Regions from separate parts of the Homo sapiens genome. Here region 2 is linked to region 1. A link is a contact called in ENCODE Hi-C or POLR2A ChIA-PET data. All regions are on one chromosome and are shown on one strand. Each heading gives the region's core, a stretch centred on a gene start or an enhancer-like site at or near the end of the contact. The rest is flanking DNA. Distances are from core to core; before and after follow the strand shown. Region 1 overlaps ZBTB38 (zinc finger and BTB domain containing 38). Region 2 overlaps RASA2 (RAS p21 protein activator 2).

What was found. Hi-C counts contacts between places; a loop is a spot of excess contacts on that map. ChIA-PET counts read pairs that join two places held with the same protein, here RNA polymerase II (POLR2A). Pooled maps may share reads with other maps.
Region 2: a pooled map shows a loop between it and region 1 (5-fold over the local background). The contact joins two enhancer-like sites. A Hi-C loop is called at or near these places in 9 of 50 pooled maps. POLR2A ChIA-PET finds 5 or more read pairs at or near these places in 3 of 52 experiments (A673 and activated T-cell).

The regions. Positions count from the first base shown.
Region 1 is chr3:141,410,960-141,416,353 of GRCh38, reverse strand. The region is part of intron 5 of ZBTB38 (zinc finger and BTB domain containing 38); the gene reads right to left. Among named protein-coding and RNA genes, the nearest start is that of ZBTB38, 45 kb to the right of the region's middle. Within about 2 kb of position 2,758, at least 34 of the 41 ENCODE cell types and tissues checked have a DNase peak (open chromatin) inside an H3K27ac peak, as active enhancers do.
Region 2 is chr3:141,542,795-141,548,188 of GRCh38, reverse strand. The region is part of intron 5 of RASA2 (RAS p21 protein activator 2); the gene reads right to left. Among named protein-coding and RNA genes, the nearest start is that of RASA2-IT1, 20 kb to the right of the region's middle. Within about 2 kb of position 3,313, at least 3 of the 41 ENCODE cell types and tissues checked have a DNase peak (open chromatin) inside an H3K27ac peak, as active enhancers do.

The DNA of each region.
Region 1 (5,394 bases), core at 1,509-4,008:
TGGAAAAAAATCACAACAACCATAAATTCACAAAAAGCCAGGCCATGCTGCCCTCAAAATGTAGGCAAGAACTTGGAAGGGCTGAAAAGGCTTTTAATTCATTTTTAAACTAGATTAATGTAATATGAAGCTGGAATTTCCTCTCTAAGATTCTGCAGCCCTTTTCTCACCACCCTAGTAGTTTCCAGTCCAGACAGGTCACCATGGCAGCATGGGATTAATTATTTCTGTCTTTCCCGTTGTTTTCTCAGGAGCAGGCAATGCCCTCAGCCATGAACATTAAAGAAGTTCAGCTACACCTCCCTTTTCACCACCTACAAGGGTCCCATAAAAATTCACTGAGAGCAGACCACCCCTCGTTTTTATACTGATACACGTTCCACCATTAAAATCCTACATTATAATTATTTATGTCAGTTCCCTGATACACAAAGGTTTTCTGTCCCCTAAAATAGGACCTTCCCTGCTTGGCAACAGGGTTTCCAAGGCCAGAAGGTCAGTGGGGGCTGGAGATGGTGGAAAGGAATGAGGCACTATAAGATTAAAGTCACAACCAGGGGACAACAAGAGTCTTCAGAATCAGATTCTTAATGTGGTCAATCACCCCATCATACATTTCTACAGCAGGGCTTAAAAGGCACAACCCTCAACCCCACCGCCTAAGACCAAAGCCTCCAATGCACCTCCTAGTTAGCAAGTCCACAATCTTACATAGGCCAATCTCTATGTCAGTCTGTCTCTGTGCTTCGCCAGAGTGTCTAGAGCAGCACTCCTCAAATGTCAATGTGTGTAAGTCAGCTGAGGATCTTGTTAAGTGCATTTTCTGACACAGCGGGTCTGGGGTAGGGCTCGAGGCTCTGTATTTCTAACGGACTCCCAGAGGATGTCCATGCTGCCAGTCTGAGGACCACACTGGGGGTAGCAAATGTCAGGACTCCACTGCAACAGCATCTGATGGCTTTTCTTTGGTCAAGTCATCCTGGAACAAGTTTCTAGAATGATTCCACCCTGGCCCCCCTAGAGTCCAGCCCACACAGCATAAGCCCTACAACTTGACTTATAATGGCAGAAACTTGCATTTCTAATAAAAGCCCAACTCCTACAACGAAAATGGGTGACGTAAACAGGACAGATTCCAGAAAAGGTTCTTGTATGTCTGGTCCGTCTTCATCTATGTCAGGGTGGAGATGGCTGAGGTACCCCTGAAGATGTGGTTTAAATGGAGTGTAGGGAAACCAAGTTCCCTGACCTCTGGTGAAATAATAGCTAGAATGGAGAAGATGATGATGATGATGCCAGAAACAAGAAAAGCTAACATTGACTGAGCACCTTTTACATCCCAGGCCCTGTGCTATGTGCGTCAAAGACATTATGACTCAGCACCGAGAAAGAAAGGGCAGGGTTAAAAGATATGCAGAAAAGAGGGAAAGCACTGTAAATTCCAGGGTGTGTGGAAGGTCAATAAAGTGTCAACAGAGGCAGAGAGGACAATCCTCAGATTGTCCCAGTCTAGGCCTAGTTAAGGAGTCACTGTTTGATATTTCAGAAAACATCCTTGGACCAAACATACCAAAGACCAAGTACACCAGGACGTATCTGCTGTCCCTTGCTGTCATCCATCACCTGATGCCATCCAGGTTAGCCTCTGCAGGCTTGGTTCCATCTGGCTGCCTTAAGACGGACATGCCTGGACACAGAGGGGCTTCCTCTGATGTTCTTCCTGTCTCACCCTGGGATCAGTACACCGAGCACTGGGCAACTTAGTCAGGGCTGCTCTGTCTGATGCCTTCCAGATGTCCCTGGACACAAATACTATGCTCTGCTACTGACCCCACTGACATAATTACTTTGCCTGTATGAAATGGACATAGTTATATCTGAAGTGGCTGACTTATTTGTGGTGACATGGAGAAGGTTCAATGGTCTTTACTTTTCCCTGGGCTGGGCCTTAGACAGCTTCAAGCCCAACGCTCTGCAGGAGAAGACTGGGCAGGTTGCCACTGAGGGAATTCGGATCAGCGGACTGAGTCAAATGGCGTGCAACTGGCATGCAAGAAGCAGTCCATAGGCTCCATTCGGCCTGCAGACGCTCTCATCAGGCCCCTATCTGTGTGAAAAAGTTTCAAACCTCCAGTTTGCCACAATCTAACCACTTGCTTACCTTCTTATACCAAGCCCACATTTGATGTTCATATTACTTTCCTGTTCCTGTATGTATGTGAGTTTTAGATCTTAGTCTATAAAAACGTAAGTATAAATCACATGTAGGTTTTGTTCTGCCTGTGAAATTTTAATCTCTGTACTGTGAGTCATTGTCCTTCTAAAATTTAAATGATGAGATGTCAGTATTCAAGTTTTCAAAACTCTCAGAGTGCTCCGTCCTAATGAAGAACAGGTGTTGAGAAGCCTTACCACAGAATATATTTGGGTGACATACTATTTCTTAAGGATCCCTTTAGTTTGTCCATTCCTATGGGGAAAATTTCTCTACGTAAATCTTCAGAGACAGAGTGGCAGGTATCAAACTCTTCACTTTGCTCCAGTCAGTCACATTAATGATAAAGTCTGTTCAAGCTTCAAGAAAAAGGGGTACTTAACTCCTAATAAGCATTTCATGAAATCAGATTTTCTATCAGAGGCACTCAGCTCTCCTTTAAAACAAGCATCCCACAAGTCATCATGAGCAGGTGTGTAACGGGGGAAGCAACACTCACTGAGTTTTTATCGGTTCCGGTATCCTGAGCTGACATCATGCTCCTTCCTGGGTTACAGTATGTGGGAGTTGACATCATGCTCCATCACTGTGTCACACAAATACAACAGTTCCAAAAAACAGATCATAGAAATAGGGCCTGGACCATCCAGCTGTCAGGTATTCAAAACAATAGGGTCAACACCATGAAGCATCTCCACCAAGATCACAAGTACCCACAAGGAATCCTCAGAACTGCTCAATGAAAATGGTGGCTAAACCCAGGAAGCAGATTTCAGCTTTAGAGACATCAGGGGGATGTGCAGCTGATTCCTCAGTCTGGGGAGCATTCTGACCGTCTGGGGTGTGAGGACCTCCTGCAGGAAGGTGGCTGAGGCTCTCGGCCGGCTGGGTCTTCCCCACCTCCTCCCCACTGTCAACAGACACCTGGCTCCAGGCGCAAAATACCAGCGTACAGAGATCATCTGTATGGGCCTGGGCCCTCAGATATTTATTTAAGTCCACGTACACACTTTCCCTGCACAAACATTTTCTTCTTCCCCATTTCCCACAATTCCTCCTCCCATGTTTCCAGTTTGAAGCCACTGCTGGCAACACTACGACCTCTGGAGGGAGGCCAGGCCTGGCAGCACAGAGCTCGAAGGCAGCACAGGATTGTGAAAGTCGCCTCTTCATAGGCTCAGGAGACGCAGGCGCTTGGCAGAGCTGTCCGGCAAGCCCACCAGTAGGTCTGAGGTACAAAGAGAGGCACAAAGGCTTTCCTACTATGGAAAAGCGACAAAAACTCTGGCCAGTGTTTCAAATGGATGAACAATGGTTCAGATAAAAAAAAAAAACCGAGTGGAAAAAATTGTGGGAGGGAGAAAGAATATTAAGGGAGCTAAGTTCCAGTGAGCTGTTGCCAATTTCACCCCAAAAGAAAGGTAATAGAAACAGAAGGAAAGTTTCTGGCAGTAGTCAGGTGCCTACATAGTTCCCCTATTCACCTGGTTTAGGGTAGAATTATCTGAGCAGAAGGAGCAATGATGTTGGTAAATAAGTTGTCTACATTAAAAAATAATTAAAACTCCCCAAACAAACTCCAAACCACTGCAGGTAAACACTCGCAATATGTTGTTTAGAAAAATTATGCTTTAAATATACTGATCTAAAAAAAAAAAAATCAAAAGAACAGACTGTTCTGTAGAATAGCTTGAGTTTCTGCCTGTGCTTTCATTTTAGAAAACAAATGCTCGTAGACCTCACAGTGGGAGGAGTTTCACACAGGGATTCAGCTCGCAGAAAATGGCCACCGGCTTTGAGAGACCTTAACACAACAAACAGGGCACCCAAGAGACCTTTTGGGAATACGAGGCACTTGCCTTTCACAAGGGTAATCGTCTAGAGATACACAAAACCATTTTTTTTTCTTCCCGACCAGTAACATAAATCATAGCTTCCAAAGTATTTGTTTACAGAATACCACAGTGACTAATTACCAGAACTTTTCTTATTCTCTCTGAGCAAAGGAACCTCATGGGAGAAAAAAAATATAGGTCATTTTTAATGTAAGGGAGTTGCTAGGATTGGAGGTTAAGACAACTATTTAAACTTCATAAAAGGAAAAACAAAAGACCTCAAAAAGTATTTTCTAAAATAGAGAAAGGTGCAAATCTTCTTATCAGAAACGCATTATAAATAGAAAAGAAACTCTTAAAAGAGATTCTTCAAATGTGACAAAAAGCTCTTGGTTTCCTGAAAATGTCAAAAACAAAAACAAATATTGACAATACTAAATATCCAACAGACAGGGTAAGAACTTCACTTAGAAGCAAATTTCCATTTAGGTAATTTATGGTGCTTCTGTGCAAAAAGTTGCTTTACACTGTGTAGTCGCTGAAGACACTCCAGAATTGCTAGACCTTCACAGGAAAAATTTTAAAGGTCAGGGTTTTTTTTCTTTCCCTAGTTAGCACAGCACTCAGGGGCAGCCAGTTCTCTAACGTCTGAGTAAAACCCTACACAGGGCTTCATTTCAGTGCCACGTCATGGCTTTTGCAGACTATCTTCTTGCCTCCGCTTCCTCAAAGTGGTCCTTCTGTCCCCTCCCATTAAAGCAAAGGTGGAACTTGCATTAATTCAAGGGAAGGGCTGAACACACTACAGAAGGCATGGTTCAGCCACAGGCACCGGTTATGGCTGTAACCACTGTAAATCTCTTCCACGAAAGAGCATCAAAGACCTGCACAGAGACCTTGAGAAACCTTGCTCTTTGGGCTCAAGTCAGGGACTATAAGACCAGACTAAATAGGTTTAAGCAGGGACAGATCAGAATGCTGAGTAGGTTTTTCAAAAAGGAAATCCTCATTTAGGTGTCTAGGAGCCAATCACTGTGCTATTAAAACTAATCGGAAATCTCCATGCTTACATGAAAACGCACAAAAGTATGGGGAGACTGATCTGAATATGTGGGTCTCCCTTGCCTGGCAAGATAATGAATTCATCTTTGTTTGGACTGAATTGGTGGTCTTATTATCTAATTGTCATCAACTCTACAAACAGTCAGTTGTTCTAACACATGAACAGGAAAAATAACATAAATAAAACAGGGCCTAGAAACAATATCCAACTCACAAAGCAGGAAGTGACAGCTCATATCTGTCTCACCTTGCACAAAGCCTGCCTTCACGGGTTGCTGAAAT
Region 2 (5,394 bases), core at 2,064-4,563, 130 kb before region 1:
GTGTTACCCTGATACCAAACCAGAGAGAGATACATCAAAAAAAGAAAACTATAGGCCAATATCCCTGATGAACCTTGATGCAAAAATCTTCAACAAAATATGAGCAAACCCAATTCGACAACACGTTAAAAAGATCATTCATCATGACCAAGTGGGATTTGTCTCAGGGATGCAAGGATGGTTCAATATGTGCAAATTAATCAGTGTGACACATCATATCAACAGAATGAAGGGCAAGAACCATATGATCATTTCAACTGATGCCAAAAAGTATTTGACAAAATTCAACAGTCCTTCATAATAATAAAACCCTCAAAAAATAGGTACAGAAGGATCAAACCTCAACACAATAAAAGCCATATAGTACATATCCATAGCTAGTATCATACTGAATGGGGAACAACTGAAAGTCTTTTCTCTAAGATCTGGAACATGACAAGGATGCCCACTTTCACCACTGTTATTCAAGTCCTAGCTAGAGCAATCAGACAAGAGATAGAAATAAAGGCATCCAAACTGGAAAGAAAGAAGTAAAATCATCCTTGTTCACAGATGATATGATCTTATTTGGAAAAAACCTAAAGACTCCACCAAAAAACTATTAGAACTGATAAACAAATTTAGTAAAGTGGCAGGATTCAAAATTAACACAACAAAAATCAGTGGGGTTTCTGTATGCCAACAGTGAACAATTTGAAAAATAAATCAAGAAAGTAATACTGCTTACACAATAGCTACAAATAAAACAAAATAGCTAGGAATTAACCACAGAAGTGAAAGACATCTATAATGAAAACTGTAAAACACTGATGCAGGAAATTGAAGAGGACACTCAAAAATGGAAAGATATTCCAAGTTCATGGACTGGAAGAATCAATGTTGTTAAAATGTCCATACTACCTAAAGCAATCTACAGATTCAATGCAATCCCTACTGAAATACCAATGTCATTCTTCACAGAAATAGAAAAAAAAAATCCCAAAATTTATATGAAACCACAAAAGACCCAGAATAACCAAAGCTATCCTGAGCAAAAAGAACAAAACTGGAAGAATCACAATTATCTGATTTCAAATTATACTACAGAGCTATAATAATCAAAACAGCATTGTACTGGCATAAAAACAGACACATAGACCAACAGATCATTACAGAGAACCTAGAAACAAATCCGTACATCTACAGTGAACTCATTTTTAATAAAGGTGCCAAGAACATACACTGGGGAAAGGACAGTTTCTTCAATAAATGGTGCTGGGAAAAATAGATATCCATATGCAGAAGAATGAAACTAAACCCGTATCTCTCACCATATTAAAAAAATCAAATAAAAATGGATTAAAGGCTTAAATCTAGACCACAGACTATGAAATTACTACAAGAAAACATTGGGAAACTCTCCAGGACATTGGACTAGACAAAGATTTCTTGCATAATGGTTGCCACAAGCACACAAGCACAGGCAACCAAAGCGAAAATAGACAAATGGGATCACACCAAGTTAAAAAGCTTCTACACAACAAAGGAAGGATCAACAAAGTGAAGAGACAACCCACAGAATGGGAGAATATTTGCTAACTAACCATCTGAGAACGGATTAATAACCAGAATATGTAAGGAGGTCAAACAACTCTACGGGAAAAGAATATAATAATCTGATTTAAAAATGAGCAAAAGATCTGAATAAATATTTCTCAAAAGAAGACATACAAATGGCAAACAAATTTATGAAAAGGTGCTCAACATCACTGATCATCAGAGAAGTGTAAATCAAAACTACAATGAAATTATAATTTTTCTCCAGTTAAAATGGCTTTTATCCAAAAGACATGCGTAACAAATATTGGTGAGGATATGGAGAAAAGGGAACCCTTGTACACTGCTGGTGGCAATGTAAATTAATAAAACCACTATGGAGAACAGTTTGGAGGTTCCTCAAAAAACTAAAAATAGAGCTACCACATGATCCAGCAATCCCACTAAAGAAAGGGAATCAGTATATTGAAGAGGTATCTGCGCTCTCATGGTTACTGTGGCACTATTCACAATAGTCAAGAATTGGAAGCAATCTAAGTGTCCATCAACAGGCGAACTGATAAAGAAAATGTGGTATATATACATAATGGAGTACTTTTCAGTCACAAAAAAGAATCAGGTCCTGTCATTCAAAATAACAGGGATGGAACTGGAGATCATTACGTTAAGTGAAATAAACCAGGCACAGAAAGACAAACCTCGTATGGTCTCACTTGTGGGAGCTAAAAACTCAAACAATTGAACTCATGATAACAGAGAGTAGAACAAAGTTTTCCAGGGGCTGGGACGGGAAGTGAGGGTACAAAAATATAGTTAGATATAATGGATAAGATCTCGTATTTAACAGCATAAGAAGGTGACTACAGACAACAATAATTTATTATACATTTAAAAATAACTAAAAGAGGGCCAGGCTTGGTGGCTCATGCCTGTAATCCCAGCACTTTGGGAGGCTGAGGTGGGCACATCACGAGGTCAAGAGTTCGAGACCAGCCTGACCAACATGATGAAACCCCAACTCTACTAAAAATACAAAAATTAGCCAGGTCTGGTGGTGCACACCTGTAATCCCAGCTACTCGGAGGCTGAGGCAGGAGAATCACTTGAACCCAGGAGGTGGAGGTCGTGTCACTGCACCCCAGCCTGGTCGACAGAGTGAGACTCCATCTCAAAAAAAAAAAAAAAAAAAAAGTATGTAGTACCTCCCCACTCTCTCTCCTGTTCCTGCTCCTGCCATGTAGGACACCTGCTCCCGCTTGGTGTTTGTTATGATTGGAAGCTTCCTGAGGCCTCCCCAGAAGCAGATGCTGCCATGCTTCCTGTACAGCCTGCAGAACCATGAGTGAATTAAACTTCTTTATAAATTACCCAGTCTCAGGTATTTCTTTATAGCAATGTGAGAATGGACTAACACAAGACACTAACACCAAGATGACATGATTGTTATGATTATGTGACATGGATCTGAAAGCAGCCATCATAAAAATAATTCAATGAGCAATTTCTTTTTAACTTAAGTTCAGGGGTACATGTGCAGGTCTGTTATATAGGCAAACTTGTGTCACAAGGGTTTGTTGTACAGATTATTTTGTCACTTAGGTATTAAGGCTAGCACCCATTAGTTATTGTTCCTGATCCTCTCCCTCCTCCTACTCTCCACCCTCTGGTAGGCCCTAACGTCTGTTGTTCTTCTCTATGTGTCCATGCATTCTCATCATTTAGCTCCCACTATAAGTGAGCACGTGCAGTATTTGGTTTCATTTTCTGTTTCTGCGTTAGTCTGCTAAGGATAATGGCCTTCAGCTCCGCCTATGTTCCTGCAAAGGATATGATCTCTTTCTTTTTTACGGCTAGTATTCCATGGCATGTATGTACTGCATTTTCTTTATCCAGTCTGCGATTGATGGCCATTTAAGTTGATTCCATGTCTTTGCTATTGTGAATAATGCAATGAACAATTATGAATATGTTTGAAACAAAAAAACAAGAAAGTCTCTGCAAAAGAAACTCTCACCAAAGGAAAAAAGTTATAAAGAAGAATCAAATATAAATTTTAGAACTTAAAAATATAAATAACCAAAATAAAAAACTCAACAGATAAGCTAAACAGAAGAATGAAGAAGACAGAGGAAAGAATCAGTGAACTTGAAGACATAACAATAGAAATCACCCAATTTGAACAACAGAGGGAAAATAGACTGGGGGGAAAAGCAAAGGACAAAGCCTCAGGGGGACCTCTGGGACTGTAAAAAAAAGACCTAACATTTGTGCCACTGGCGTTCTGAAAGAAGAAGAGAAAGATAGCAGAGGTGATAAAGAATTAATAGAAGAAATAATGGTTGAAAATTCCCCAAATCTGGCAAAAGACATAAATATACATAGTCAAGAAGCTGAGCGAACCCCAAACAGGATAAATTAAATAAATCTATTCCAGGATACATCACAATCAAGCTAAAACATATAGAAATCTAAAGGCAGGCTGGGCGTGGTGGCTTACACCTATAACCCCAGGACTTTGGGAGGCCAAGGCAGAAGGATCACTTCAGGCCAGGAGTTCGAGAGCAGCCTGGCCAATATGGCGAAACCCTGTTTCTACTAAAAATGTAAAAATTAGCTGGGCATGGTGGTGCATGCCTGTAATTCCAGCTACTTAGGAGGCTGAGGCATGAAAATCGCTTGAATCCGGGAGGCAGAGGTTGCAGTGAGCTGAGATCACACCAATGCACTCCAGCCTGAGTGACAGAACTAGACTCCATATCAAAAAAAAAAAAAAAAAGAAAAAAGAAAGAAAGAAAGAAAAAAGAAAAGAAATCTAAAGGCAAAGAACAACCTTAAAAGAAGCCAGAGAAAAACGGTGTGTTACCTATAGGGAAAAACAATTTGAATGACAATGAACTTCACATCAGAAACCATCGAGGACACAAGGAAGTGGTACATTTTCAAATGTGGAAAGAAAAGAACTGTCCACTCAGAATTCTATATCTAGTATAATTATCTTTTACAAATGAAGAGGAAATCAAGACCTTCTGAGATGAAGGAAAACCAAGAGAATGTATCACCAAGAGACTTACTCTAAAAGAATGTTAAGAGGAAACTCTATACACTTAATCACAGAAGGAATCGTGAAACATCAGAAAGGAAAAAAATAACATGGAAAGGGCAAAAATGTGGGTAGAGACAACAGACTTACACTTTCCTTTTCCTCTAACTCTTTTCAACTGTGTTAGATGGCTGAAGCAAAAATTATAACATTGTTTGATGTGGTTCTCAATATATGTAGACAAAATATTTAAGACAAAGTATATTACAAATGGGGGAGGGTAAAGGGATTTAAAGAAAGGTAAAGTACATACATTTTATTCTAATTGGTAAAATGTTGACATCAGTACATTATGATTAGTTATGCATGTATAATGTAATACCTAGAGCAACCACTAAAAAAAAATCTATACAAAGAGACCATAGATTTTTTAAAAACACAATATAAATAAATCAAAATGGAATTCTAAAAAGTGTTCAAGTAACCCACAGGAAAAAGAAAACAGAAAACTATAAAATAGGAGACAAACAGAAAACAAACAAAAAATGGCATATTTAAGCCTAATATTCAATAATTACATTAAAAATAAATGGAAAAAACTCACCAAAAAAAGACAGAGATTGGCAAAAATGATTTTTTTAAAAAAGTGACCCAACTATATTCTGTCTACAAAAAACTACACACAGTCATTCAGATAGATCTGAGTAAAAAAAGCCAATCTCAAAAGGTCACATATTATAAGATTCCATTCACATAACATTCTTGAAATGACAAAATTATAGATATAAAGACAGATTAGAGGTTGCCAAGGGTTAGAA